Regions from separate parts of the Homo sapiens genome. Here region 1 is linked to region 2. Evidence: chromatin contacts called from ENCODE Hi-C or POLR2A ChIA-PET data. All regions are on one chromosome and are shown on one strand. Each heading gives the region's core, a stretch centred on a gene start or an enhancer-like site at or near the end of the contact. The rest is flanking DNA. Distances are from core to core; before and after follow the strand shown. Region 1 overlaps KCNQ1 (potassium voltage-gated channel subfamily Q member 1). Region 2 overlaps KCNQ1 (potassium voltage-gated channel subfamily Q member 1).

Evidence for each region. A loop is a pair of places that touch in the nucleus more often than their neighbours do. ChIA-PET counts read pairs that join two places held with the same protein, here RNA polymerase II (POLR2A).
Region 1: a loop to region 2 is called in a map of astrocyte of the cerebellum, with 7 times the contacts of the local background. The contact joins two enhancer-like sites. A Hi-C loop is called at or near these places in 3 of 168 maps with a recorded cell type or tissue (HepG2, astrocyte of the cerebellum and left cardiac atrium). POLR2A ChIA-PET finds 5 or more read pairs at or near these places in 2 of 52 experiments (H1 and K562).

The regions. Positions count from the first base shown.
Region 1 is chr11:2,664,878-2,668,486 of GRCh38, forward strand. The region is part of intron 11 of KCNQ1 (potassium voltage-gated channel subfamily Q member 1); the gene reads left to right. It overlaps KCNQ1OT1 (KCNQ1 opposite strand/antisense transcript 1), which reads right to left. Exons shown (of 1, transcript NR_002728.4): 1 at 1-3,609. Among named protein-coding and RNA genes, the nearest start is that of KCNQ1OT1, 33 kb to the right of the region's middle. Within about 2 kb of position 1,619, at least 2 of the 41 ENCODE cell types and tissues checked have a DNase peak (open chromatin) inside an H3K27ac peak, as active enhancers do.
Region 2 is chr11:2,573,345-2,576,959 of GRCh38, forward strand. The region is part of intron 6 of KCNQ1 (potassium voltage-gated channel subfamily Q member 1); the gene reads left to right. Among named protein-coding and RNA genes, the nearest start is that of KCNQ1OT1, 120 kb to the right of the region's middle. Within about 2 kb of position 1,892, at least 4 of the 41 ENCODE cell types and tissues checked have a DNase peak (open chromatin) inside an H3K27ac peak, as active enhancers do.

The DNA of each region.
Region 1 (3,609 bases), core at 369-2,868, 91 kb after region 2:
ATAAATAAAGACACATTTTGTTTCCATCTCGAGCTCTCCCCGCCCGCAGGGCCCCAGAGAGGTGAGGTCACTATAGCCTTGATTACGGGAAGGTCCCTGGGGCTGGGCGAAGCTCCTCTTTCCGGGGCCTGTTAGCCAGAGGTGGGGTGGGGGGTGAGCAGGCCTGATGCAAGCTAGGGAGTCATGACAAGCTGAGGCACGGGGTACCCAGGAGATAAAGAGTGGCGTCGCTGCACCCCAGCCTATAGGTGGGCCCTACTGCTCAGCCTCAGGACCCTCAACCAGCTCTGGGCGGCCAGGACTCAGCCTCGAACACACCTTTCAGGCAGAAGCTGTCTTCCTAGGTTGAATGGGGCACAAGAGAGTCCCTGCCAGCCTCAAACTCCCTGAGCCTGTGTCTCCCACCCAGAACCATATGACAGGGCTTCTGAGAGAAAGGTGGGAAGTAGAGACTGTAGGCCTGCATGGGCAGTTGGGGAGCACCCCCATGACAAGAGGAGCCCTGTACCCCAAGAGCCAGGATGAGTTCCTGGGATTCTGACCCACTCACTATCCTCTGCTCACCAAGGGTCACTGGCACGACAGTGGGTGGGGACGGTGCCATGCCTGTGTGCATCCCTGTGCCTTGCGTGTGGTAACCTGCCATCTAGAATGCCCTTGTCACCCATCTGCAGCCACCAGATTTCCATTCATCTTTCCAACGTCTGCTCAGTAAACCCCCCAGGACACACTTAGGCTGTACGGCTGTGTCCTCCTTTGGCTCTCAAAGCCCTCAGTACCAGTTCCCTAAGCCTTTCGAATGGTGCCAGGAGGGAGAAGGGCATGTATAGCCCTCTTGGTCTCTTCCTCCCCAGAACCCCCAAAGCCCCAGGCATGGAGAAGCCCTAGGATTGCTGCTCACTCAACCCTGCCTAAGATGAAGCAAGGACTGCAGACACATTGTGCCAGTGCTGAGGCACAGGGCTAGGGGCCTGAGGATCTGCGGCTCTGAACTTGGGGGCTGTGTGCAGGTGTGGCCTGGGTGAGCTTCTCCAAGCAACCCTGGGAGGCTGAAATCATTTTTGTGAAATCCTCCCTCACACTGCATCCCCAACTGCCAAGCCAGCCAGGACTGGCCTGGAATTCACACGTCTGCCCCATTGGTTGCACATGGATACCTGAGATAGACGGCCCAAGAGGACAGGCCCATAAGCCCTGCAGCCTATGGCTCTGCCCAGCCCAGTCATGTGGTTTCTCTGAAGGGCCCCTGTCTCTTCTGTTTTGGCATCTTAGATGGGCAAGCCCCAGCTCGAGGTTAACAGATACCGCCCTCAGTCCCACTCTCCAGAGGGACACTCAGGGAGCACCCGGCCCATTGAGATGGGCATGGGGGAGGACCAGGACCCCCGAGGCTGGGCAGAGGGGGTGGAAAGAAGGCAGAGGGAAAGCTGCAGAGACCCCCACCAGGTGACTGTGAGCACCTCCCTGGCAAGCATGTGCTTGCCTGGCCTCTTGTGACATGACAGCTTCGCAAATCCTTGAGCAAAAACAGCCCCGTGTGCGTTAATTAGAATTTCCATGTCTTCAACTTTCTCCTGGACCCTGCAGAATCTCACGCCAAGACATTCGAGTTGCTCTTTTCCAGCAAGGCCGCTGTGGCCTGGCTTTCATCCACATCACTACTAATGTCTCCTGAATTCTGCATTTGTCAGCAAGGACAGGGCCAGTCTGTGCTGTCTGGAAATAAGGGCAAACGTCACAAGGGTGGCCCCAAATTTGGCTTCATGGACCAAGGGGCTAGCTCTTTTGATGGGACCAGCTTGGCCTGGGACATTTTGGAGACATCCAGGTCCACTGTGACCTACTCCCACAGACCCCAGGGTACCAGGCACTGCAGCTCTGTGAGTGTCTAAGCTCCTCACCATATTTCTCTCCCTGTAAACTTTGGTGGGAAAGGACAGAAAGGACATTCTGGGAACCAGTGTCCAGAAGGATGAGTGAGGGGCTTGTCAAGAACAGATGAGACCATTTTGTCTTTCTAGACCAGTGTCCTGTCTTCTGCAAAGCTCCAGACCACCTCTGTCTGCACGAGATGCCAAGGAAGCCCTCTGGGGGCCCGCCCGGGAGGGCTGTACAGGGCTGCATGAGTCATAGGATCCCCGTCAGAGCCCCACATAGCCCCAGCCAGGCTCAAACCCGTCTCTGAAATGCACGGGGGGATTAAATGTTCTTCTAATTAAATTAAAACCGAGGCGTAATGGCTCAGTGGGAAAGAGATGGGATTGGGAATCAGATGCCCTCAATCTGGCTTCCAGCCTGCCATCAGCCCAGCTGTGGCGGCCCCCCGTGGCCCCCTAACCTTTCCAAACTTCACTTCCTCCGTCTGAGCACGTGAGGAAGAAGCGGCTGGCCTAGGGCTGCTGCTATGGGGAGAGGGCCGCACTGTCTAGGTGGATGGCCCAGAAGAAAGCAGTGAGGCTTCTCATTTCCTCTGCAAGGGAAAGGCCATCCAAATCACCCTGCCCCAGTGCACTCTGGCCAGGCTCAGCCCTCTCCACTTGTGAACTCCCAGCCATGATGCTGCTCAGGTCCTCAGCCAAGCAGATGGTGTTGGAGGATGTGACAGAGAGAACATTCACGCCACAGAGGTGGCTGGAGGGCAAAGGACTTCACAACTGCACTGATATTGTCATGGAGACACTTCTGGCAGTTGGGGCAGGGGGTCGGGGCGGGGTTGGGCGGGGGGCACATCCCATATAGATCTCTTGTGTGCTCTGCTGATACCTGAAAGGGGAGATTGAACTGCAGAGCCTCTGGAGGCTGAAGCACGGAGGTGACCTAGTCAGGAAGTCTGGAAGCCGTGTCCCCTTAAGTGAGGGAGTGGGATGGGGCTGGGCCTAGCGGCCCTGAAGGCCAGGGCTATCCACCTAATTAGGCTCACCTGGGCTACCCTGGTATAGGGTGGTGGTGTTAAACTTTTAGTTAAAGGGTAATGTGCATGCACACAGATTAGTACACAGGTCTCAAGTGCGCAGCTTGAGGCATCTTCAGTCCCTGGGACCCATGTGTGCAGCACCCGGAGGAAGCAACAGAACCCCCAGAAAGCCTCTCAGGCTCCCATTTCCTGTCACTGACCTTGAGATTAACCACAGGCCTAACTGCTAGCAGCAAGGACCAGCTTTGCCCACATTTGAACTTTATGCGGTGGGAATGATGCAACTCATACACCTTTGTGTCCAATGTCCCTCACTCAATTTGATGTCTGGCAGCCTCTCTATGGGGCTGAAGGGAGAGTGCTCCCTCATGCTCCTTGCTGACTGGTGCTCCATTGTGTGCATGGCCTACATCATTCATCCATTCTACCACCTGTGGCCAGCAGGCAGTTTCTGGTGTAGGTTGCTGTTTAAGAATATTCTGTACATGCTTTTGGTGAGCATCAGGTTGCGTTTCTGGGGAATATATGCCTATGTGTGGAGCTGCAGGGTCCTGGGTGGGCATATGTTTACTCTTAGTGAATACTACCCAGCAGTCTACCAAAGGAGTCATTCCAATTTTCATTCCCACAGGCAGCATTCTGGCTGCTCCACATCCTAACACTTGGCATTTTCCGTCGTTTCCTTTTCAGCCATG
Region 2 (3,615 bases), core at 642-3,141:
GGCCCTCACCCTGGCAGGGCCCAAGGAGAGCGGCGTCAGATGCATACCTCGCGTGTCTCTGAGGGTCCACACAGGCCCTGTAAGTGCCCCTGTCCCCAAGGAGCCAGACATGAGACAGCAAACAGGAAAGACCATGATGGCTCAAGAGACCCCAGCAGAGATCAGAGAGCCCCCGTGTTTCCAGTGGATGCTGGGCCTGCAAGTTCTGGAGCCGGGCCTGGGCAGTGGCGACATAGGTGCAGCTGGGCCTAGGGAAGCAGGGACCCGGCCTGTGGGCCCAGAGGCTGCCCCTGGCTGTGAAGGTGGGTTCCGGCCACCTAGAGCAGCCCGGGAGCCTTGGGGAAGCCGGTGTGCAGCAGGCAGATCCCGCACTGGAACACCGAGCCACCCAAAGCTCAGAGAGGCTGTGCGGGAGGGGTGGGGCAGGGTGTCTTGGGCCGTGTCTGTGGGGGCTTCCTTGAGGGACTCAGGCTTGCACGTGGGAGAGGGAGATGTTCCGATGAGGATGCAGCTGCAGGAATCAGGGTGCGCCCTCCGAGCTGCAGGCTCCCCAAGTCCCAAGTCACTGGCCTGTGGGCCCAGCAGCAGTTTCTCATGGCTCAGAGGACGCTGGCTGAGGCATTTTTAGGGGGCAGGCCTAGCTTGCCAGTGTCCCTCTGGGAGCTGGTGGCTGCCTTCAAATCCTCCAGTGAAAGTCGGCGTTTATATATGCATGGAGCTCAAGGGCTGCTTCTAGGGGGAACACGTGGGTACCCCGAGGGGAGTAGCTGGCTGGAGGCCAGAGTGCAGGGAGGGAATGACTCCATCCCATCTCCCCCCACAGCTGCAGGGCCAGGTGGGCCGTCCACAGGCCACTAAGGCCCAGGGTGGCACCATCACACCTTGGGGAGTGGCCCTGGGTGGGGACCGAGAAGCCCAAGTGCCGAGGTGACAGGGTGACCCCTACTCTGCCGCCACAAGCCTGCCCCCGCGTCTGCCCTTGTCTACCGACCTCCGGGCTCACTCAGTCCGATAACAGGTTAGATGGAATCGTGGTAGCAACAGGGGCTGGGGGCTGGGGAGGAGGCCGTCGAAGCCCACACAGGGTGGGAGCCAAGGCCTGGGGGCCGCACGGGGGCTGGAGGTGGGGGCGGGCAGGGCAGCCGTGGGAAACACGTGGTGGTGCCAGGACCCAGTCCGTCTGCCCCGAGTCCTCCTTCCAGAAAGGACCGGACTTGCTGGCTCTCGGGACCCCCCACCACCATCAGAGCATATCTGGGTGGGGTGAGAAGCCTCCCGGTGGCTCCCCAGGCAGGCACGTGTCCCTGCGATTGCTGTGCCTCCTCCCTCCCCCTCAACCGCCGCTTCCCCCATGAGGCCAGACACTCAGCAGTGGCTCCTGACGTAGGCCAAGTCAGCAGGTTTTCTGGAAGCTTCCAAAGTGCTGCAATGCTCAGGGATGGCAGGGGCATGCTGACACAGCTCCTGGGTTGGGGCAGGCCCCACTTTCGGCCTCTTCCCGCCTTCCTGGGGGCCTGTGTCCCCGAAGGCCCCAGTGTGGCAGGCCTGAGCAGGTTTGGGCAGCAGGGCCCAGCCCCCCTGCGGGAGCCTGCCTGCAGTGAGTGTGGATGGGTAGGGCGTGCTCGGGGGATGGACGGCCCAGAGCCAGGAGAGTTCCCGGGAGGCTGGTGGCAAGGTGGGCAGTGAGGAGCTGGCGGTGCAGCAAAAGCCAGTGGGTACTGGCCCCGGCACGGCTGATAAGCAGTGCCCAGCCTTCGCTGCTGCCCTGCCTGCCTTCCCAGCCGCCCACTGGAGCTGTGGGCAGCGGACGCTACTCCCCAGCCCCCCAGCCCGCAGCAGAGCGGCACTCCCACTCCCACACCTGTGCAAACATCCGCCCGCTGGCCGGGAACACGGCCCCTTTGTGCCCGGCTTGGCATCAGTGCCCCGGCCCACACCGTCAGCTGCAGCCCGAGCCTCGGCCATCGCGCGCCCTGGCCTGGCCATTGTTCCCGCCAGGCCCCGCGCCCCTGGTCGCCCTGGGCCCCCCACCGCCCAGGGCTGTGGGGCAAACAGCTCCCATTCAGCTGCCCTGCAGCTGTCTGGGGGGAGCGGCCCCTGAGGCCTGAGTTATGGGCTGTGTTCCTGGCATTTCTCGGACAAACAGAACTTGAGAAACGCAAGAAGGGGCAGCAGCCCAGATGGGGGCTTTTAAGCCAGTTTTGCCAATTTGCAACTGCGCCCTGAGCAGTTGTTTTCTTTCAGCTCCTTTGTCCTGCTTCCTTCACCCCACCGGGGAGTGAAGTACGCCCTCGCCGGCCAGGCAGCCAGGGCTGCTCCATGTCTGTCCGTCCGTCGGGGCTGCCACAGGCCCTTACTGGGTGGGAGGTGGCTTCCTGGAGGCCAGGCCATTCTGATCATCATGCTGCATCTGCCCCAGACCTTGCCTGGACTCTGTGGACTCCTCACCCCTCAGACACACCCTGAGAGGGTGCTGGAGCTGCCACAACAAAGTCCGCGAACTGCTGGGCCCAGAGCAACAGAAACTCATGGGCTCTAGAGGCCAGAGCCCGAAGCGAGGTGTGCACAGGGCCTGCCCCTCCGAAAGCTCAGGGAGAAATTTCCTCTCCTCTCCCCGTGGCTGGAGACTCCAGGCGTGCCCGGTGTGCGGCCGCCTCTTTCCTCTGTGTCAGGCCCTGTCTCTCATGAGGACACTTGCTGTTGGCTTTAGGGTCCACCCAGGTGATCCAGGAGGAGCTCATCTTGATTGAATCTTCAAAGAGCCTATTTCCAAATATCGCATTCTGTGGGTCCAGGTGAATATGAATTAGGGGGGATGCAGTCCAGCCTAGGACAGTGGGTGGCCCAGGTGGACTTCCTGGGAAGGTCCCTCCCCTTGCCGGCCACCAGTTTCCACAGCTGTCCAGCGAAGGCGCCGGCTCAGTGGTTGAGTGTCCCCTCCTGTCCCCTTCGCCGGGGTGGGGATACGCAACTTGGATGTGAGAACTCTCGAATCCCCTGAGTGTGGCGCCTGCCCTGGCTGCCAAGGCGTTTGGGGAGAATTTAAGACTTTTCTTTGCCCTTGGAACAAAATGCGTTTGTTTGTGTTAAAGTTTGAGTGGAGGGAGAAGCAGTTTTTGCAAACACGGGCTTCTCTGTTCAGCGCCCGGGGGTCTCTACAAACAGGAGGCTGCCGGGCTGTGTTTGCCCCTCTGCACCTAAATTTAGAATTGAAAGTAAAGAAGCTGGAACCCCATTCCTACATTTCAGCCGCCTTTTGAAGTCGAGTCTGACTGCCTGCTGTTCACTCTCTCCTCACCTGGAGCCTCCAGAAATTCCCGCCTCCCTGGCAACGCTGCACCCTGGCGGGGCAAGGCCAGAAGGGGCTGGGGGCTGGTGCAGGGGTGTGCGTGAGGGCAGGGCCTCCCAGACAGTCACAGGCCAGCCCTGTTGGCACTGCCCAGCGGGAGGGGTGGTGTCAGGAAGAGCTGGGGAAGCCAAGGCGCCGTGGGCCGAGGGGCGGCAGGACCTGGCCACCCACCGAGCCCCTGGGTCAGCGTTCTTCCTCCTCCTGGAGTTCCGTGCAAAGGGGAACGAGTTCAGCTGCCCTACTGAGTGGGCCTGGGGACAGAGGCA